3 separate regions of the Homo sapiens genome follow, and regions 1 and 2 are each linked to region 3. A link is an interaction called in ENCODE POLR2A ChIA-PET data of the cell type or tissue named here. Cell type or tissue: MCF 10A. All regions are shown on one strand. Region 1 overlaps LPP (LIM domain containing preferred translocation partner in lipoma). Region 2 overlaps LPP (LIM domain containing preferred translocation partner in lipoma). Region 3 overlaps LPP (LIM domain containing preferred translocation partner in lipoma).

The links. ChIA-PET counts read pairs that join two places held together with the same protein. Peaks named below come from ENCODE experiments on the same cell type or tissue, not always from the same donor. Only the 100,000 strongest peaks of a DNase experiment are listed, where the experiment ranks them.
Region 1: POLR2A ChIA-PET joins it to region 3 with 10 read pairs; 2 of 35 experiments call an interaction of 5 or more read pairs at or near these places.
Region 2: POLR2A ChIA-PET joins it to region 3 with 12 read pairs; 2 of 35 experiments call an interaction of 5 or more read pairs at or near these places.

What each region holds. Positions count from the first base shown.
Region 1 is chr3:188,817,404-188,821,403 of GRCh38, reverse strand. All of the region lies in intron 9 of LPP (LIM domain containing preferred translocation partner in lipoma), which reads right to left. Among named protein-coding and RNA genes, the nearest start is that of TPRG1-AS1, 130 kb to the left of the region's middle. In MCF 10A, no CTCF peak of the experiment used is centred here; no DNase peak of the experiment used is centred here.
Region 2 is chr3:188,852,474-188,856,473 of GRCh38, reverse strand. The region is part of intron 9 of LPP (LIM domain containing preferred translocation partner in lipoma); the gene reads right to left. Among named protein-coding and RNA genes, the nearest start is that of TPRG1-AS1, 93 kb to the left of the region's middle. In MCF 10A, no CTCF peak of the experiment used is centred here; a DNase peak (open chromatin) is centred at 1,893.
Region 3 is chr3:188,671,853-188,675,852 of GRCh38, reverse strand. The region is part of intron 7 of LPP (LIM domain containing preferred translocation partner in lipoma); the gene reads right to left. Among named protein-coding and RNA genes, the nearest start is that of MIR28, 15 kb to the left of the region's middle. In MCF 10A, no CTCF peak of the experiment used is centred here; a DNase peak (open chromatin) is centred at 1,862.

The sequences.
Region 1 (4,000 bases), 150 kb before region 3:
ATTGGAATGACATTGGGCAGCTTTAAAAAAAAAATACTGATGTCCGTGACCAAACCCAGATATTCTGATTTGAGTGATCTAGGATGCTGCCTGGGTATCAGAGTTTTAAAACCATCCAGATAATTCTAAATATTTAGCTATAATTGAGAACCACTGTTTTAAAAACATGTTTCTTTTTAACTATGTGCATTACTTATTTTAAATATACACATTCAAAAGAATTCAACCTGTAACTAAAAGTTACATTCATTAGGATTTTTCCAACTGAAGTCTGAAAAAAAAATCAGAGGCTACAGAGAGGAATGGAAGAGAGAACTGTATCAGAAATCTAAACATGATGGTCACTTGTGCTGTCTGGTAACCAGGACAAAAGGGAGAATATGAATCAAAAAAAGATAATTTCTGTTAAAGAAGTTTAGAATGAATTCTAAGAGGAAATCATCTCGTATATGTAAACGATGACATGGACATGATGGAAAACATATTTATTAACAGTTTCATAGATAATACAGAGACATTTTCCTATACAAGTTTCGTATACTAACTTCTTATAAAAGCCAAGGTATAACGATGCTGATTTTGTGAAAACATTTCGGTGGTGAACTCAGTGAAGTAGTCTGGACTTATCGGAGTTAACGTTATATTTATTTACAATAAAAAGGATTATTTAAGAACACTAAAAATGAAAATGTATTATCCTTTTAATCTAACTTCCATTTATCTGTAACACAGAAGTTAATTTCTCAGTTAAGCACTTTGTGGTATGTAGATAGGACAGATTTAGGAAATTAAGTTGGGATATGTTAGAAATGGGCTATAGTGAGGAGAAGCAAACACACAGAATGTAGGAATTCACATTCACATATATGAAAGTAGGCTTTTGGACAAGAACATTGGTGTGTACTTTTGAGAAGAGTATTCCTCCTTTTATACCAATGAGTGCACACAGATTCACACAGATACAGACACAAAGAGACACACACTTTTTGTTTTTTAGTGATAACTTCCAAAGTAAATGTACAAATATTTGACTCAAAATAACTTGACATTTTCAGCCTGAGTCTCCTCTCCTCTGTTCTTGACTCAATTGAACACACACACACACACATACACACACAAACACACACACACAAACACCAGTTTCTAGGACAGCAAAACATATCAGGGAGTATAGTAAAGAAGTTCCAAAGGGGAAAAGCTTTTTTTGACTTTTAGCACATAAGCAATAATTTATTGCTAACAGCAGTTAATGTAATGGTTTGAGAAATGTGATTACCACACTTCCTTGGGAGAATCTGCTAAAAACAAAACTAACCCTATTACACAACAGTGAAAATAAGTCCAGAGTCTTGTGGATTATCCATGTGTAGCTGAAGTCACAGACACTATGTAACCTTCTGAAATTTCTAGGCTACTTCAAGTTAGAGTGCAAAGCTTCCCTTTCAGGTAAGATGGACAGCGATCTTAATTGCTTCGGTTTTCAAACTGATGGCTGGCAGTTAGTGGCTTGACATATAGGTTTGGGCACACTCCTGCAGTTCTAACAAACCTTCCCGTGGACCACCAAAGGTGAGTTTGCCATTCAAAGACCCCCTCATAAACCAGGCCTAAACTGTCTTTCTACTTTTATGTCTTAGTTCCTTCACATTCCTGCCCCTCTGCCTGAATCATCGCCACCCATGTGTTCATTTTTTCCACCTCCAATCCCTGGCTGAAGCTCACCTTTCTTTTTCCTCATTCCCACCGAACACCATCTGTCAAAGATCATACTCCGTCTTCAAAATCCAGAACCCACCTCCTCCACAAAGTATTCCCTAATTGTGTAGTTAGAATACATTCCTTCCTCACTCAGTTTTATGATTCTATTACAATACCCTTCAACAAAGTCAATTTTCATTTTTTTGAAAGCTACATTTTTCCTTCCTTTTATCAATGCCCAGGGTATGGGGCCTTGTTTTGTGAATCCTGTAGCCTCTACAGTGAGGCATGCAATAGGTATTCAGGGTTTTTTTTTTCTTTATAGCGAAAACTTGGGTACACATGGATGTAAAGATGGGAATAACAGACACTTGGGAATCCAAAAGGAAGGAAGGAAGGAGGGGGAGAAAGGGCTGAGACACTTCCTGTCAGGTATTATGTTCACAGTGTGGATGATGGGATCGATAGAAGCCCAAACTTCAGCATCACACAATACAATCTTGTAACGAACCTGCATATGTACCCCCAAAATCTAAAATTGAAATTAAAAGAAAAGGATAAAGTGTTTAGCATTTTAAGACCTGACTAATCAAATACTGTCATACAGGAAGAGATGGCAAAAACATTGTAAGTAACACACACACACACACACACACACACACACACACACACACACACGACCCCCATGAGTTGCAACTCTTTAGACAGAAAGGTAAACAAATCATTCAATTATCATCAACTGAATTCTCATGACAATTACCAGACAATTATCTTCATAATAAATTATCTTATCTTCCAACAGCCAAAGTTAAGTGGAAACCAGATCTGACCAGCAAAAGCCTGGGAAGGAAGCTGGTGTATATTAGGTATTTGCAAGGAGTTGGGCACTTCACATATATAACGTTCATATAATATTAACAACTCTGCAAGGGAAGGCTTATTCCATTTTTTTATTTGAAGAAACTGAGCCTCGGAGAGGTTAAGCAATTTGCCCAAGGCTACACTGTTAGGAAATAAAGCTGGGATACAAACCTGGGGCAGTAGAACTACAAAGTCTAAACTCTTTCCATCCTACCAAGCTGCCTCTCAATCTCACATATAAATAGCTCAGAATTTTACTGAAGATTAACAGGAGAGTGATTCTCAAACTACTTTATATTTTTGCAGGGCCTTAGAGTAACACCTGTCCAACTGACATGGAACCGTGAAAGTCCAGAGTCCTGTGGACTATCCATGTGTAGTTGAAGTCACAGACACTACGTAATCTTCTGAAATCTCTAGTCTGAAAGATTCAAGGTAGGGAATAGCTCAAGAGAGAAAATACCAATAGAAAGTATTATAATACTCAGAAGAGCTTGAACCTCAATAAACTGAGGATACATACTATCAACTATTAAATAGTTCTGACAGATTACACCTATTATATGTTATTATTCACAAAAAGCATATTAGCTGTACTGGGGGAAAAAAAGGAGGATTAATTAGAAGTTATGAAACTTGGAATTCAGTTCAGAAAACCATGAACTTGCTGTGGTGTCTTGAGCAAGTCATTTTTCTTGCTGGGTGTCATTTGTGCCTGTTTGCTCAATACCGGGATTGATTACAGGATATGCACCCGTTACTTCTAACATTCTGTAAGCCTGAAGTTAGTAACTTGTAGACCTACAGGACCTCACTAGCAGAGAGGAGAGATTCTGCTCATGCTTGCACTCTGAACATATTTGATACGCCTTAGAATATGATCCCTGCAACTTTCCTAAAAGCATGTATAGCCAGTTGAGATACTAAGATAATAATCGTGTGGAAGAACAAAAACGTAAACTCTTAAACAGGTGTCTGCAGGTGGTTCCCTTGCTGCATTCCTTTGCGGTGAGCCCAGACATTTCCTTGCCCTGTAGTATCTGTTTCTCCACCTCAGGTTAGGTTTTGAAATTTTAGTTTTTAGACAAACACAGGATCTGGTTTTCCATTTTTGTTCTGTATACAAAGTGACGTTAAAACCATTTCAAAGTCAAACAGGTCTCCTCTCCATCCCTCAGCCCTCAAGAATTCAAACAGGGCTGGGTTTTGTTTGGCAGCAGGGAGTGGCAGTAGCTGTGAAAATGCTTGTCAAATGTAAGAAGGTGTGATATGCTTCAGGAAAGAAAATTGCCAGGAGCAAGAAGGATAGAAAACATGGCATACGAATTGAAACAGCTGCAGAAGAGACATCCAGTTTGTTATATCCATTTGTGTATCTCTATAATACAGAACTAAGTGTTTTAACAGCCCTTTTGAAATTTGAAAATGGATCTTCCATCGA
Region 2 (4,000 bases), 180 kb before region 3:
CCTACATCTTGGTTCAACAGCCTCTGACTAATCAACTGAGCCAACTTCTATCATTCTTATTACTGGAGAGAAGTAGACAAGTATAAAATATATACACAAGTACCCATACTCCCTTGAATATTGAATATTGAGTTTGGAAAAATACAGATTATTTTGTTTTTGTTGTTTTGTCTTCAGCAGGTAATTTTTCTTGCCATGTATCTTATTTAGTTTACATACCTGGAATGCCTATCAAGTGATGGAGTAGTTACATACCATGCATTTAGAGTGTGTACAGAGAAGTCTATGAGCCAATAAGAAGTCTCATACAGTTCTCTGTCTAGTTTGCGGCAGTTATACTTGGCAAGGTCCATTTTCTTGACTTAACCGTAATCAAGGTCCAACAAAGCCCCTGGTACCCACGCCTGTGAAGCCCCATCTTAACAACCCTCAATTTTGTTACCTTTATTAAGAGTAGACATGAGGCCTTGATAGAGAAAAAGACTTATCTTTGGGTCACAGTGCTAACCAACCCCAGCACTAAACTAGAATTGCTGACATAGATGGTTACAGAGACTCTGTATGGCTCAGTGGCAAGGAGAAATAAAGCAGAAGTCAAGGGCTGTATTCCAGTCTTGCCAACGTCAGCCACCAGCAGTGAGTTTTGTACAAAGCATTTCCTCCCTGGGCCTAAATTCCGTCAGCTATAAAATAAGGGAATTAAGTTAATAGGGCTTTTGGTCCCTTGAAATGGAGTGATTTGAGGGCTGAACAAAAGCTTCAATAGGGCATGGTTCTTTGTCTTGTTCAAAGCATCACCCTCAGTTTCCAGAACAATGCCTGGGGCACAGAGAAGGAGCTCAGTAAATATTTTAGTAAGTAAATGAATGAACAATCATTTGGGAGTACTCCAAAGATTCATCCAACAGCATCTACTCCCATAGACATCCCCCAAATTTCATTACTATCCTCAGATGGCCTGCATCACCACACTATTTCAGCAGCCCCCTCTCCAGAGCCAGACTCTGTCTCTTTATCCTGTTGCTTTCTTCATAGTGCTTATCACTATGATATCACTTCATGAATTTAGTTGCTACTATGCTTCTGCCATGCTTATTGTTCATCTTACACTAGTTTGTTCAAGACACTACTGCATTTGCAGCCTCTGCGGCAGCGCTTAAGACATAACAGGCAATCAGTAAGTATTGGTTGAATACAAAATTAAATGACATTAAATAACCTAAAATCTAAGGCCTCTTACAACTTTTCTGTTCTTTATTCTACCTCAGCAAGAATATATCTTTTAAAGAAAAAATAGTGCTACATATTTCTCCAGGAATATAAATGATCTGAAGTTAATCACACAACATAGAAATTAGGAGAATGCTCTTTTTACTTACAGTATTTGTCTACCATGGGTAACTAACTCATCCAGGAGAATGTCTAAAACCCATGCTTAAGTGATGATGTTTTCAGCTATGTGTATACAGAGTAATGACTGCCTGCCTGCACATTTCAGATCAGAATTAAACCAGTTTGAGTCATCCATTAGAATCAAGATCTGCAAGCAGAGACTAGAAATGTTCCCAATACCATTCCACTCACATGTTGGTTCCCTTCAGAGCTGCCTGAAACTCAACCCTGCCAAGATGTTTATTATCTACCTGGCTTTATGAATTACAATTACTTCCTAAATTACAGTAAGCTATAAGTGGTCTGAGCCAAACAACTAGGGTCATGGAAGGGCTCTCTTTGTACTCCTGGGGATGATAGAAAAGCTTCTTTGAACCAAACTTGATCCTCTTTCAAAAGAAAGGGATAACTTTAAGCCTATAACTCCTGGGAGTGGCAAAGAGAACAGCCAGAGGGCCATGAGCTAACTTCAATTCTCTAGAGATCAGTTGAACAGATTTGGCAATCATTTGGCTTCTGTTGAGAACAAGGCCTTCTAATTGTATTTCTGCCAATGGAAGACAAAAGACAGCACATGACTTAGGAAGGCCATAAAGACATGCCAACATCATGGCTGTGACTGTGCGGTTCCCTTCCGAAGAGGGCACTGCTGATGTGTATGTCAAATGTCGGCTCTAGGACCCATTCATGAGAATTAAACCTCATGAGGAGCTCAAAAGGAAGCTGGTGAAGTAATTTGCTTCCCTTAAACAGTATCTTGGCTGTAATATTTTCTGACACTAGAAATAAAATAATTCCATGTTTTGATTCCTCCCCCACCCTGCCAAAAGTGATTTAGATTAACTAGGTATGAAACGCACAGCCAGGGAGTATAGGGTTTTCCATTCTATAACTGCTTAAAGACAAAGAGGCAGGAAATACAGATGTTTTCTCCTTGCTGTTGCAAAAGGGTGGTGGACTAACTCTTTCAGTGTCTCTGGAATGCAAATTTTCTTTCACAGTTTAGCAGTCTTTTTTGGATTTCAGCACAGTGAACTAACACTTTCCTGGATTCCAAGACCTCCAGAGAACCAGATGGATGACAGAAATTGGGAAAAAGAACCCACACTGCTTGAAAAAGGTATGAATTTCTCACTCTGCATTTAGCCAAAAAGCACTGAAAATTAGAAGAGTGAAATCACTTTTGGTTTGTTCAAATGCATGCCATTCTAGAGTTGTTTGTGGTGAGTAAAAGAAAAGGAAAAAAAAAAAAGAAAAAAATCTAAAGTGCTTCAATGGTTTGGAGTCTGTGTTCAGTTTAAGCTAGGAAGCAACTTTAACAGAGATGATATGTTTACTATCAAAGGAAAGAAAGATTGTAGATGGAAGAGATTACCAAAGACGATCAGTTTATATGCCTGTGCTCTAAAGACAGTGACTGCTCCCCAAAGCCAAACGTTTTAACTTGATGTTCAAGGCCCTTCAGGATGCTGTCCTACCTCCCCTGTCTAGGCCCCTAGCCTGTCACCTCTCCTACAACTCAGTCTTTGTTCCTGTCAACCCAAGCTTTTAAACACTTTGTGCTCATTGTTCTTTCATGCCTTTCCACCTGCTGTTGCCCCTGCCTTGAACGTATTTCCTTAACAAGTTACATACATCAAATTATATGGCCCATGATATGTGAATGTTACCTCTTCTGTTAATCACTCTCCTCTTCTGTTCTTTCACAGCACCATAGCAGAGAACCCAAGTATAGTGTTATCTGTTCATATGCTATGGCAAGTTGTAATTTTCAAAGATGACTACACCAAAACACATCCCATCTCACAATGTGATACTAACAGTCCACCACTAAGAGGTGAGGTCTTGGGAGAACCTATGCAACTGCCTGGCCAAGAGAATGTCATAGCAGTGATGCTGCCTGACTTCTAATGCTAACCTTTTTTTTTTTTGAGACAGAGTCTCCCTCTTTTTGCCCAGTCTGTAGTGCACTGGCACAATCTCGGCTCACTGCAACCTCCACTTCCCGGGTTCAAGCGATTCTCCTGCCTCAGCCTCCTGAGTAGCCGGGATTACAGGTGCCCGACACTGTGCTCACCAATTTTTTTTTTCTGTATTTTTAGTAGAGATGGGGTTTCACCATGTTTGGCCAGGCTGGTATCGAACTGCTGACCTCAGGTGATCCACCTGCCTTGGCCTCCCAAAGTGCTGGGGTTACAGGAGTGAGCCACCACACCCAGCCCTCCTAATGCTAATCTTAAAATGTGATATAGTTTTCTCTTGAAATACATACCTTTGAAGTCCTCAGTTGCTATCTTAGTTTGCTTTGTGTTGCTATAATACAATACCACTGACTGTGTCACTTTTGAACAACATAAATTTACTTGGTTTATGATAATGGAGGGTGGGAAGTCCAAGATCATGGTGCCAGCATCTGGTGAGGGCCTTCATACTGTGTCATTCCAGGGCAGAAGGCAGAAGGTCAAGAGAGGATGACAGCAAGAGAGCAAGAGGGAGTCAAACTCACTTTATAACATCCTACTCTCTCAATAACTAACCTACTTCCAAAATAATGGCATCAATCCATTCATAAGGGGAGAGCCCTCATAACCTAATCATCTCTTATTAT
Region 3 (4,000 bases):
CTATAACAAAGTCAGGCTTCAACATTTCTGAGGAAAAAGAACATACCTTTTCTGATACATATTAAAATGGTTAATATATGCCTATGTAATGCAAATGAGCAATCAGAGCTCACTAAGAACTTTAGAATTATTAAATGTTGGAGTTGAAATAGAACTTTTTATTCATCCAGTTCAATCCCTGTAATTCCAGAAGGACATTTGGGGCCTGAACGGTTACATGACTTGTCTAAGGCTATAAAGCCACTCGACAGTAGAAATAGAACTAGAACAATGATATACTGGCTTCTAAGCTTAGCACAGATTACTACCAACACCCCTTGATGTGTTGTCCTTCATATACAAACATACATCATCCAGAAGGCATATACTTGAAGCTATTTCTCTAATTTGCTAGGAGCTATTCACAGTCTTAGCCCCACCATTCTTTATTTACTTCTTTGCTTTGTGTGTATGCGTGGTTTGTTTGTTTGGTCTACTTGTTGAGCAGTTAAGGAAGCCAACTAATGAAAAATGAAGATCCAGGCTAGCTGTCCAGATTTTGCCATACCTCAGGGCTTGCCGCAACCCACTTCATTCTGTCTGTGAGAACTTCCCAGTATACCCTAGCCCACACTGGCTTGACACACTGCTTCATCTCTACAAATGACTCTAATCAGTACCACAAGTCTGAACAGCTGTTATGTAATCGTTCAATTCCTCCATCTTTTCATTTACCTTCCAGCAGGGCTGGTCCTCTTCTTTTGTATTATACTCATAACTAAGGCTAATGCTGTGGGAGAAATTTCTTCAAAAAATTTCTGAATTACTCCTATGCCCTCGTAATCACAATTATTCCAAACAGGGCAGGATTAGAATGGCACCTAAAAAGTAATATTGCCAAGGACTTATGCAACACAATAGTAATATTCATTCACACACTTCTAGTTGCTAAAGCAGCATGCATGTCCTGTGATAATAAACTTTGAAGTAATAAATATGTCACAGCCTCGGAAGGTTCCAACACTTGATCTTCTGGATGGTCTTTCTATGAGGTGGAAAAAGCATAGACTTTGAAGTCAGAGATGCCTAGGTTCAAAGTTTAGCTTTGCACACCTACTCTCGTACAAGGTATTTAATATCTCTGGGCTCCAGATTCCACATTGCAAAATGAGATGGTAAACCTTATCTAGCAGGGTTATTATGAAGATTAAATGAGAAAATGTAAAGAAGAAACCCAGCCCAATGTTTGTTGAAAAGTAGGTACTTACATAATCGTTTTCCTTTGTTACCTTTACTAAAATCATGAGATTATGTGAATTCAGCTAGAGCTTCGGTGCAGCAGTGTTAACAAAACCAATTGAGGTTCCCAAATTAAACATTTCCTTATGTAAGTTACATTGTGGTATGCTAAAAGATTTAAAGGCGTGACTCTATACCCAAGGCAGATTGGAGAAGGAAGGAAAGCTAAGACATTCCTGTGATGAGTAAAAAGAGAAGAGAGAAAGAAGAGGAATTAGGCACAAAATGGTAAAAAATTTACTTTTCGTGTTTACAAAAACAAAGTTGGGAAACATAGAGTTGAAGAGCAGGAGAAGGAAAAATTGTCAGGGAAGTCAAAGGTAGGAGCTTTTGAGATATAAAGCTTCCATCTATGTTCTTTTTTAAATTGTTGCAACCCTAGTATCCCAGAGTGTACTGTGTGAAAACTTAACCAAGTATAACTAGTTCAGAATGTGGCCACTCAATAGGCAGAAGGGCTTTTAGGCAAATTCAGCAAAAAGCCAAGGGCTCAGCAGTATATTCCAGAAAGGTATTGTGTTTGTTATGACATGCCCAACAACAGTAAGTGCTTATAATGGGTTTGGAATGTTCTTCCCTACACTACAAAGGAGTAAGATGCAAATGACCCAGGGGGTATATTTCATCAGTCATCTCCTAGAGAGACAGAATCTTATGCAATCTTCTTTGAAAAAAAAAAAAACAAAAAAGAAAAAAATTACAGAGACAGAAAGAAAGGGACTCTACCCTTCCTTAAGAGACTGAGTATTGGTACTGCTCATATTCCAATTTTTCTCTTTTCAGTTACTCCAATAAGTCCCGCCTCTCCTTCCTCCAGTTTGGCTGGACAAGCTAAGTTTTCACATCATGCACTCAAAATGGGGAAGGAGAAACTTGTCCATTTTCTCTATGTCTGGAGGAGCAGGAAGAGCCACAGTATCCAGAATCATAGCTTCAGGGAGAGGAAGAATGGTCACGATCTACTGGCTAAATGAACTCTTAGCTGATACCTGAATCCTGAAAAATGCCCCCTACCCATAATGTTTTAAAAGTCTCAGAGAGACCAAAGCATGAGCCTAATTATGATTGATGTTGGTACTAATTAAAATGGGGAAGTATTGAGAAAGTGCTACATTGATTAATTATAGAGGCTGTACACTGTCAAAGAGTTTTATAAATATTTAATAATTTATCTTAATATTGATGTGGATGAATACCACCTTCATTTTTCTTTGATATGACTCTACAGTGGTTTGTTGTTGTTGTTATTTGTTTCCACATATAGGGCCCTATGTCATTCATGAGATGATGTAAATTGACCAAGCTCACAGGGCCCTCAGAGTTAAAAACAAACAAACAAACAAAAAAACGGTACTTCTCTATTATGAATCTGCCCAGCTCACATTTAACTTCTCGTGACTGGAAATAAGCTTTCTTTTACTTGAACTTCCACAGGTTGTTTAATTTGTACTCCTTCAAAGCATATAACCAGTGATAAGAAAGTTATTTATATGCCTTTTTCTCTACTGGAACAGACAGACCATGTTGCACACACATTAATGGCCCAAATGGGACTTAATATAGCTTGGGGATTCTCAGTACACGAGTGCTGAATGGAAACAGAAAAAAAAAAAACAATAAAAGAAAACAATTTTTTCCTTAGAAATGGAAGTCAAAAACTAAATTATAGATAGTAAAATATAAAGTGATTCGTATATTATATTGACTCAATTCCTCCAGTTCCTCTCCTCCCAGGGTTTAGACCTTTAAAAGAGAAAACATACTATTGTCTTGGCAGCAGCTCCAGGAGCAACTCTAAAAGGTGTTGTCAAAGCAGTGGAGAGAAGGGAACGAGCTTATGGAAAGAACAAGCGATTGGAAAACAGTGAAAGGCACCAATCTTCAAAGGTATAGGAAGAGGAAGGGCACAGACAGCTTATTCTGCTCCTGCCTGCAGGGCAGCCTCTGCCCAGGGTTAAGAAGCAAGCTGGTAGCAGCAAATAGAAACAAAAATGGAGCAGGTAAAATCACCCTCTATCCCCACCACCCCCTCCATCAACGTACACACACTGTAAGTGAAGAAGGGGTAAAGATAAATAGCATTTTTACTCCAGTCCTTTAACCCTCCCTAACTCCATCCAACGACAACAACAAATTAATAAGAAAAAGTTGCATAAACAAAACCAAGCAAAACATGAGCCAACAAGATAATGTACCAAACAGGGTAAGCTCTGGAAAATGAATGGGGGTATGGGTGCACTTTCACTTTCTTTCATGAACTTCTGCACTGGATGATTAAAAAAAAAAAAGAGTCTTATAACAAACATTTGAAGACAAAAAGCTCACCATAAATAGCATTTGGGAAACAAACTGCCTTAGTATCAAGAAAGATTATAAACGTGAGTTTTGTCTTCCAGGAATGCAAATAGCTTCCTCATTTCTACCCCTCCCAGTTCTTGCTTAAATTCTTACGCAGTCAGTTCAGACTTGTTCAGTTTGATACCTCAAGTGTGAGCAAGAAAGCATTCAAAATGCAAACACGAAAATTAATGGAAAATTTTCAAGCGCTTCTATTTAAACAATGATTGCTATATGTCTTTTTGCCCTTCAGTGGCAGCTTTACTAGCAACCAATGAAGAATACTTATTTTCTTTATAATTAGATGCTCCACAAATGCAGTAAATGACACAAAAAGAGCATGTTTAGAGCTCTCATTTCTGGCTGACTAATTAGTCAATATTAT